Regions from separate parts of the Homo sapiens genome. Here region 2 is linked to region 1. Evidence: chromatin contacts called from ENCODE Hi-C or POLR2A ChIA-PET data. All regions are on one chromosome and are shown on one strand. Each heading gives the region's core, a stretch centred on a gene start or an enhancer-like site at or near the end of the contact. The rest is flanking DNA. Distances are from core to core; before and after follow the strand shown. Region 1 holds the start of RAPGEFL1 (Rap guanine nucleotide exchange factor like 1). Region 2 overlaps LOC105371773 (a long non-coding RNA gene).

Region 1 (4,948 bases), core at 1,335-3,834:
GCCACAGTTGGGCATCTGTCTTTTCCAAAGCAGGCTCTGGGCCAATGTACAGCCTCCCTAGGGAATGTGTCATAGAGACACAGGGTGTGTGGTGTAGGCGGGAAGTTATGGTTAGGAGAGCTGTGTGTGTCTGATATTTTTCTAATTAAATCCAAAAGGTGTCAGCTCCCCAGGGCAACTACAGCCTGCTCCAAAGGAGAGGACCCAGGTCTTGAGAAGGATCTAGGAGAGTGGAGCCCCCCTCCACACATCTAGGTTGGGGTTCCCTGCCGAGGGCTGAGAGCAAGTGTGAAAGCCCTCACCATTAGGGCCTCAGCCGGGGCTCCCAAACCTCAGACCCTCCTGGGCTTAGAGTAATGCCTAGAGCTAGACCTAAAGAACCCTCGGTCTTCTACCTCAGAACTAACCAGATTTGGGGCCTTGGTTTCCTCAAAGGCCCCTTAGTAGGGGTGCTGAAAGGGAGTGGTGAAATAGTATCATCATTTAGGGAATAAGCTTCTCAGGGTGTGGTGATTATATTTTAAAGAGGCCGTGTGCCAGGTCCGGTGGCTCACGCCTGTAATCCCAGCACTTTGGGAGGCCGTGGGGTGGGGGTGGGGGGAGGTAGATAACGAGGTCAGGAGTTCAAGACCAGCCTGACCAAGTTGGTGAAACCCCGAAACCCCGTCTCTACTAAAACTACAAAAATTAGCCAGGCCAGTGGCTCACGCCTGTAATCCCAGCACTTTGGGAGGCCAAGGCAGGTGGATCACGAGGTCAGGAGTTCGAGACCATCCTGGCTAACACGGTGAAACCCCTGTCTCTACTAAAAATACAAAAATTAGCCAGGCGTGGTGCCACATGCCTGTAGTCCCAGCTACTCAGGAGGCTGAGGCAGGAGAATCGCTTGAACCTGGGCGGTGGAGGTTGCAGTGAGCTGAGATGGCGCCACTGCACTCCAGCCTGGGTGACAGTGAGACTACATCTCCAAAAGAAAAAAAAAAAAAAGCCGGGTGCTGAGGCCTGCCACCGAAGGGTGGAAGCTGGAGGCGCTTGGACACCCTGGATGCTGCAGGGCCATGATGCCGGCCCAGCCACCTCTCCCCTCCCAGACACCTTCTGAGTCCAGCCCAAGGAGAATACTATCCCCCCCACCAAACTGCTAAGGACAACGCATCCCTTTGCTGATGCCTAAAAGGCAGCTTGGGGCCTGTGCCTGTCTGGCACTGCCTCCCTGGGTGGGTCAGCCTGCGCTGTGTAGGCCTCTGAACAGTCAGGGACCCCAGGGTTTTCAGGGCTAAAGCACCTCTGGCGGGTGGCATGGCTGCGCTGGGCAGCTCCCATTTTAATGTGTCAGGCCCTAATTTGGGGCCACAGGAGGAGGTATTCAACATCAGGGACCCATGGGAGTCAGTGGCTCCAATGCCCAGGGGAAAGGAAGGGTGGCTGAAGGAGAGTAAGAGGCTCAGCTGCTTCTCCAGACGAGGGTGAGGCTGCTGTAGGGAGGAAGGTGAGTACTGCTCTCCTCTTCCGCGGGAGGGTCTGTACCTCCGCTAGGCCCCTAGCCGGCTTCCGCGGACCACTCAACCCTATAACCAAGCCCCGGCACGGCGCCACCCCTACGCTCCAAGGGCAAGGAAGAGGAGCCGGGGCCAGCCCCTGCTCTGGGTGTTCGAGCCCACCGGCTCCTTACCTGAGGCGGCGCTGTCCCTGGTAGCCCCTCCAGCAAGCCGCTCCAGAACCCGGTTCAGAAGATGCTCGGGCCGCTCGGGGGCGCCCAGAGGGGCCCAGGGCGGCGAAGTCAAGGGCTCGCCTGGGGACAGCTCGTCAGATGAGTAGGAGGAAGGGGAGCGCAGGGGCCCCCCTCCCCCGAGAGGCCCGGGCCCCGGCACCTCCTCCAGCTGCAGCCAGCAGGGCCCCCCGCTGCCCGGCTCCTCCGCGACCCCCGCCGGCTCTCCTCCTTCCTCCTCAGGGGGCGGCTCCAGCCCCGGCTCGGCGGGGGGCTCCCGGAGGAAAGCGGGGAGCAGCAGGCGAGACACGCTCTGACGCCGCTGCAACGACCGCTGTCCCCCGGCTGGACCGCCGCCCCCGCCGGGTCCCCCACCCCCTCCAGGCCCACCGCAGCTCCCCAGACCCCCGCCGGGACCTCCCGCCACCGTTCGGCCCGCCAGCTGCGACGTCTGCTTCTTCAGAAATTTCTCCAGCGGCTTCATGCCCCCCCCCGCCCCTCTCCTAGGGGTCGCCGGGGGACCCAGGTATCCCAGGCGCGGGCGGGGGGGGCGGCGAAGACACGATGCTCAGAGCTGGAGGAGCAGAGTAGAGGGCCGTGCCAGGCGCCAGACTGGGGGCCAGAGGGGCCGAGCCTCGCTGGCCAGAGTCCAGTGGCCAGTAGCCGGGGGAGGTGCCAGAGGAAAGGAGTGCTCGCTCTCAGCAACCCCCCATGCCGGCTGCAGCCGGCACGCGGCCCGAAGAGTGGGCAGGCTGCGGGGCCGGTGCGCCCGGCTCTGCGCTGCGGCGGCAGAGGCAGCGGGCGGAGCGCAAGGCTGAGAGGACGCGGCGGCGGCGGCGGCGGCGGCTGCGCTCCTGGCCGTGAAGAGGGGGAAGGTGGCAGAACCGAGACCGCGCCCCCTCCTCCAGTCCCCGCCCAGTCCCCGCCCCTACCCTTCCTCGGCTCGCCCCCGCGCCGCACGAGGCTTGAACTCGCGCGCTGGGGTTGACCGCGAGGGAAACAGTAAGGGACTTGGGTTCTAAGCAGAAGAAATTAAGGGCAAAGGTAAGTCAGAGATTTACCAATGGGGAAGGATTCCTGGCTCAAGGGATAACCGGGTCTCAGCATCATTTCAAAGAGTCAGGACAGGTCTGTGGCCTGGACACCTTCACTCACCTACCTGTGTACCCAAGTCAGGCCTACAGATTGCTGAACCCAAGAGTGTGCACCTTTCTCATACTCACAGAAATATGTGGAGTTTATCTTCCTTCTGTGAGAAGAGCTGGGAAGGCCTCTTGGGTGAATTAGCATTGCCACTGGAGGCGGTGCCCATCTGTCCTCTCTGGTAGGGCACAATAGGTGGTGTGGGCCTGGTCTGTGGGCAGGTACTGGCAGGCAGGTAGGAGCCAGGCAGGGAGCAGCAGGTTGTGGCAGGTCTAGCTGGGGTGAGGAGGGGATAATAGGCAGTGGGGAGGAGACCAGGAGCACAAGGGCACCTGAGCCCAGCTGGCAGCAGAAGGAAGCAGGGCCATGGAGACAGGTGACAAGCCCCAGAACTGCCGACTATCATCAAGCACAGAGCCCAAGTGTACATGGCCATGGAGTGGGAAAAGTGGTGCCAATTAGCACTCCAAGTAATCCTTACTCCTGATGCCCACACCAGGAGCATTCTGTCCTTAAGGATATGCTGCCCCAGAAGGAGTGTGGGGGAGGAGGGGGGTGCATCGTAAAGCCATGCTAAGTGTGAGAACATCCAGGTTAGACTTACAAGGTGTGGGAGTGGCAGCAGGTTCTCGATGGGTTGAGGCTCTCTGGACAATGCCCCACCCCTGTTTACCGAGCACCAACCAGGCAGAGACAGGAATGCTAATGGCTGGGAGTGGTAGTAAAACTGAACAGGGTGTGTATGACATACGTATCAATGTATGTGCATATCTGTTCCCATGTGTGCTAGAGCATGTGTTCACAGAAATAAAGCTTTGCACACCCATCTGTTTGTGGATTTGGAAACAGTAAAAAGAAGACAGCGCACAATTTTGGCTAAGAAGCTGTATTAGAGGTCTGAGTATCAGCTTCCTGTGCTCCCCTTATTGGACACTCCAATATCCCCTGGCTTGAAAGGGGAAAGTGGCTGGAATGGGTTGGAGCTCCCCAGGTAGCATTTTATGAACTGAATAGGAAGAGGGAAGGGCTTCTCTCCCAGCACATGCCACAGTTACCAGATTAAGCCGGTTGCCTTGGTAACCTTCTCTCTGGGCAGGATTTGGGAATTGTTGGTTAGGAAGGGCGAATTGGGGAGTGTGAAGGGTGTAGGGGGTTGAAAATAAAACAGACTGAGAGACTTCTGGAAGCTAGAAGCTTGGGACACAGGACCCCAGTACTCCCCCAAATGCTCAAGGATGTCAGGCAGAGACTAAGTTCAACATTTTGAATCAGTGAGGAGAGCCAGCATCAAGTCATGGTCCTCCTGGAGTGGCAGTGGTTTTCACCCTGACTACACACTGGAATCACAGGGAAGCTTCTCAGAAATACTGATGCTGGCTGGGCTTGGTGGCTCACGCCTGTAATCTCAACACTTTGGGAAGCCAAGGCGGGCAGATCACTTGAGGTCATGAGTTCAAGACCAGCCTGACCAACATGGTGAAACCCCACTTCTAAAAATACAAAAAAAATTAGCCGGGCATGGTGGCACACACCTGTAATCCAAGCTACTTTGGAGGCTGAGGTAGAAGGATTGCTTGAACCTGGGAGGTGAAGGTTGCAGTGAGCTGTTATCATGCCACTGCACTCCAGCCTGGGTGAGAGACTCCATATTAAAAAAAAAAAAAAAATACTGGCCAAGTGCAACAGCTCACGCCTATAATCCCGGTACTTTGGGAGGCCGAGAAGGGTGCAACATGAGGTCAGAAGTTCGAGACCAGTCTGGCCAACATAGTGAAACCCTGTCTCTACTAAAAATACAAACATTTGCTGGGCATGGTGGCTGGTGCCTGTAATCTCAGCTACTCAGGAGGCTGAGGCAGGAGAATCGCTTGAACCCGGGAGGTGGAGGCTGCAGTGAGCCGAGATCATGCCACTGCACTCCAGCCTGGGCAACAAGAGCAAGACTGTCTCAAAAAAAAAAAAAACAAACAAACAAAAAAAAAACTGATGCCTAGGCCATATCTCAGACCAATTAAATCAGATTTCTGAACCAGGGCGAAGGCTTATGGTATTTTTTAAAAAGCTCCTCACATGACACAAATGGCCAGGATTGAAAAT
Region 2 (4,948 bases), core at 910-3,409, 340 kb before region 1:
TATATATGCAGAGCACCTAGCACAGAATCCAGTGATTAGTAGGTGCTCAATAAATGCTCATTGCTATTCCTCCTTCCCACTCCATACTAGACTACTCACCATGCCCCACCTCGTTCATGCTATTTCCACCTCCCCTCTTCTGTACTTCTTGGGTCTCTGCTTGTTCTTCAAGGTTCAAATCAAACATCCCCACCTTCACAAAATCTTCTCCAACCTTCCGGAAGAGTAACTGCTCTTTCTTCTGTGTCCCCGTGACACCTGTTCATACCTTTGCTGTAGTTCCAATCTCTCTGCAACAAAGAGAGCTTTGCACACACCTGTCCCTCTGGTGGAGAGGGATTCCTTAAAGGGAATCCTCATATTTCCCCTGCACCCAGTCCTATAGCTAGCACACAGTGGGCAATCAATAAGTATTGGAGTCTAATTGAGTTGCAGCAAGCTGAACTGGATTATGAAGATCCCAAACCCACTGCCAGGCAGAGATATGAAAGCCAAGCTATCATGGCCAGGTGCGGTGGCTCACGCCTGTGATCCCAGCACTCTGGGAGGCCAAGGCAGGTGGGTCTAAGACACAGTCTGTGAGCAGGATCCTGTTCTCAGTCCTCGAGCAGAGCCAAAAGGAGGAAGAGCATCACCCACACTGGGAGTTGCAGGTCTAATGAAGAAAGCAGGACAGGAAGAATCCCTGTCCTCAAGGAGCTTCTCATCTAATATGGCGGGGGGTGGGAGGGCAGGGAAACAAAATAGAGTCCCAGGCTTCAAGTCGCTCCCAGGCTGATGTGATCCAACCCACACTCAGGAAACACCCAGTCCAATATGGGAGACAGTACATGTGCACACAAGTGTCATCCAAATTGAGAGGATACAGCACCAGTCACTGTGCCTACTGTGTCCCTACTGTGTGCTAAGCATGTTACTTAGGGGTATCACTTATAAGGCCGTCATGCAAATGGTCCAGTCTCAAAGCTGCGTTATCATCAAGGATGGCAACCAGGCTGGGCGCAGTAGCTCATGCCTGTAATCCCAGCACTTTGGGAGGCTAAGGCAGGAAGATCACTTGAAGCCAGGAGTTTGAGACCACCCTGGGCAATATAACAAGACCCTGTTGCTACAAAAAAAAATTGGCTGCAGTGAGCTATGATCTCACCACTGCGTCACTCCAGCCTAGGCGACAGAGCAAGATCCCATCTCAAAGAAAAAAAAAAAGAGACAGAGTGGGAGAGGAGAGAGAGAATAGCAACCAAAAAATAATAATTTCACAATAACTCTGTTTACTTGAATTTCTTAAACTTGACTACAAAGATTCATGGATCATAGCGATGCTTCTCAAATCTCCTTTCTCCCACCCACTCTCTTCCCTCACCCATTACAGCTGCTCAAACCTCCCTCCTCCCTCAGTCTTGCTGCTAATCCTTCTTCCCTCTCTCTCTCTCCTCCCAGTTCTATATCGCCTATGCCTAAGGACTATTCCAATAAATCAGCACCTTTCATAGAGGGTTAAGGGAGGCGTGCGCGCACACACACACACACACACACACACACACACACACACACACACACACACAATTCAAATAGGCCAAGTCAGGATTTTCTCTGATGAGCAGAGAGAAGGGAGAGACTGGGATGGAACACTCGACCCCCACCCGCCCCCGCCGATGGCTTTCCTCCTGCCACACACACATTATCTCACTTGATCCTCACAACCAACATATAAGGTTGATGCTATTATCCTTATTCTACCTATGAAAAAACTGAGATTAGCAAGTAATGCTTGACCCAGGCCATGCCATTAGTTAGCAGTGGAGCAGGGACTTGAACCCATGTCTGCCGAAAGGACAAATATCCTTGTTCCTGGCAGGGTGTCCAGAGTGAAGGAGTTGGGTGACTCAGGGCTTGGAGAGAGTGCTTTGTGGAAAGCAATCTTCAGGGTGTGGTGAATTCTTCTTCAATACCTCAGGATATGTATGTGTTTGTGTCTGTGTGCGTCTGGGGATGGGGGTGACCTGACCACAGGGAGTTCTTCTCAGCCATGCTCCACTTCCTACAGAGTGGGAGGACATTCCCTGTGGAGCCAGTCATCCTGGGGCAGCTCAGGGAGGACTGCAAGGGCACCCTCCACAGCGGGGAGGATACGTGGGGACTCTCCCTGGGGGTCAGAGTGGAGCAGGGAACTCCAGAAGCCCGAAGGGAGGAGACTCCTGGGGGCCAGGCTGAGAGTATGATTCGCTCATGGCATCTTGTTACAGGAACAGGAAGCTTCCGTCTCCTTAGAGCCTCCCTTCAGCAACATGAAGCTGGAAGGGCAGAGCGTGGCCCCATTTTACAAGTAACAAAACTGAGTCCCAAAGCAGTTCCTCCACTGTAGAGGAGACAGGGCTAGGCCTCAACACAGACCCTCTGGCATCCCGCCACGCCCCACACACAGCCTAGGCTGCCAGGAGGACTCCACAGCCCTGCATCCCACCTCCACTTCCCCCGGCCCATCCGAAACAGTGCCTCCTTCTCTCCTTCCTGAGGCCACCAAGCGACTCTTGTCCCTGGACTTTGAGTCCTTCGGGCAGACCCAGAGGAACCTGTCCTGCCCGCTGTGTCCTGCTGGTGTCTGGCAGGAGAAGACACTGTGTGAATGGAGGGATGCAGGCGGCAACAGACAGGCTGGGGTAAGAGAGGGAGTGCTAGGCAGGAGGCGTCGTGACCTCTTCCCGCTCCACCACAAACCAGTACCCTGGGTGGTCTTGGGGAAGCCGCCCTCCATCTCTGCGTCTCCCTCCTTCATTGCATAGGAGGGGGTGGGGACACATCAGGCTGCACAGAACCCAGGTGTGGCGGGTGCAGGAGGATGGAGAGGGCTGGACGGCTAGGGTGCTGACCCCCTCCCTCAGTGCCCACCTCCACCAGCACCCCCTCCAACTGGATTAGCCTTGACCTACCTGTTGTATTAGTCTGCACTTACTGGTAAGCTTCTGTTTGAAGAAAGGATTCCGGCATCCACCTTCTTTCTTACAAATACCTCTGTATGGTGTCGGTTCATAATCCTGTTCTGTTGATTGTTATTAAATAAGGATTTTCCTGTACTTTTAGGAGGAGGTTCCAGAGTAAGGGGTGGGAATGGGCTGGGGGATTCACTGCTTCACTACTCCTGGATCCCCCCACCCTGCTATTGGTACTGGAAGTATTCAACACGTGGCTTCCCTTTGAGACCGCCTCCATGGGACACCTCCCCTGACCCTCACCCCCCAAATATGTAAACCTTCTGAGCTTGTTGCCTATTTTACCCCAGTGGTTCTGCCCAATTTGTTTTTTTGTTTTTTTGTTTTTTTCTTTGATATGGAGTCTCACTCTGTCGCCCAGGCTGGAGTGCAGTGGTGCCCTCTCGGCTCACTGCAACCTCTGCCTCCTGGGTTCAAGTGATTCTCCTGCCTCAGCCTCCCAAGTAGCTGGGATTACAGGTGCATGCCACCACACCTGGCTAATTTTTGCATTTTTAGTAGAGACGGGTTTTCGCCATGTCGGCCAGGCTGGTCTCGAACTCCTGACCTCAGGTGATCTGCCCACCTCGGCCTCCCACAGTGCTGGGATTACAGGCGTGAGCCATCACACCCGGCCGGTTCTGACCAGTTTGGATGCGACTCCCAAGAGCTTGTTCCTCAGTCCTTCCAGAAGGGAGTGTGTATGGGATATTTCTGAGGCCCTCAAAGGCACAGGCTGCCCCCAGTGCCCTCCGATCTTCCCATAGCCCCTCCTGCTTCCCTGGGTCTCAGTTGGTCTTTTTGCTTCACCCACACCTTGAAGCCTGTGGAGCTGCTCCCAGCTGTCGAGGACTCCACTTAGAATGCCTGTTAGAGATCAACCGTTTTTCTCTTCCCCTAAACTCTGCTGCCTCCTTTAAAGCTCTACAGTTCCGTGCTACACCATCCAAAGTCTGAGAGTGCTGGGATGCAGGGGGCAGGTGGGGGGAGCAGGCGTCCTATTCTCCCAAGAGCCCCTTGATGTGATCTTAGGAGGCTGGGTGGACACCAAAGTGTAGTGAGACCAGAGCAAGGAAAGGCTCCTGCTTCAGGTCCCAGCTCACATTGGAGAGGGTCCTCCCCTTGGCAGGAAGGCAGGGACTGGAGCAGGTGACTGTGAGCTCCCAGCCCTGGGGACCAACCATGGGGCTGCCCCTGATGCCCTGGTGCTGGTCAGCAGAGTCTCTTTCCAACTGAACTTCTGCTGACTAGAAGGCAGCTCTTACCCTCTCTGTGCAGTTCTGCTGCGGGTCTATAAAGCAGACCCAGGAGCCCAGGCATGGGGCAGAGGAGGGAGCCAGATGCTGTCAGGAGACAGCACTGCTGTCAGTGCCCTCGGGAGTCAGGAAAGCCAGGCTGGAGAGCACAAGCTGACCTCCATGAGCCCCCAGCAGTCCCTTAAACCCGGCCCCATTTCCAGTCACAGCAGAGAGTACGACCTGGGGCTCTTTGGATGAAATGGACAGAGTGGGCTCTGATGGGGAAGCACCCTCAGGGACTATGTATACTCCCCACAGCCAGGGTGTGAAGCCCTCTAGACAGTCCTCAGCAGGAGCCCCACAAACCCATCCCACAACCTGCCACTCCATATAACAGGAGGATCCCTCAGAGCCCTTTGAGGGGCAGAGGGGTGGCGGGAGGGTGGTTGGCAACAAGCCTGTGGGTGAGAAACCCTCCTCAAGGCCTTGGAGGAGCCCTAATCGCCAAGCAAAGAAACATACCTGCCCTGCCCTCAGGGAGCTCCCACTCCAAGGGGGAGACCCAGGCCCTACTTGGGGATGGGGATGCAGGGATAGGGGTGGGGGCTCAGGCTTGCTCACTGAGACACCTCAGGGAAGGGCGCAGGCCTGCAGGTGGAGGGCGGAGACTCCATGAGTAATCAGGTTTACAGAGGAATGCACTTCCAAGGAAAATGAGTCAGAGGCAGGAAGAGGAGAGTG

The links. Hi-C counts contacts between places; a loop is a spot of excess contacts on that map. ChIA-PET counts read pairs that join two places held with the same protein, here RNA polymerase II (POLR2A).
Region 2: a loop to region 1 is called in a map of endothelial cell of hepatic sinusoid, with 4 times the contacts of the local background. The contact joins the enhancer-like site here to the promoter of RAPGEFL1 in region 1. A Hi-C loop is called at or near these places in 1 of 168 maps with a recorded cell type or tissue (endothelial cell of hepatic sinusoid). POLR2A ChIA-PET finds 5 or more read pairs at or near these places in 1 of 52 experiments (activated CD4-positive, alpha-beta T cell).

Annotation. Positions count from the first base shown.
Region 1 is chr17:40,175,106-40,180,053 of GRCh38, reverse strand. It overlaps RAPGEFL1 (Rap guanine nucleotide exchange factor like 1), which reads right to left and starts at 2,584. Exons shown (of 15, transcript NM_016339.6): 1 at 1,673-2,584. The coding sequence starts at 2,192. RefSeq lists enhancers at 601-1,455, 1,456-2,312, 2,704-3,204, 3,205-3,705 and a silencer at 2,543-2,672.
Region 2 is chr17:40,518,807-40,523,754 of GRCh38, reverse strand. It overlaps LOC105371773 (a long non-coding RNA gene), which reads right to left. Exons shown (of 4, transcript NR_188623.1): 2 at 2,931-3,040; 3 at 100-290. Among named protein-coding and RNA genes, the nearest start is that of TNS4, 20 kb to the right of the region's middle. Within about 2 kb of position 2,159, at least 5 of the 41 ENCODE cell types and tissues checked have a DNase peak (open chromatin) inside an H3K27ac peak, as active enhancers do.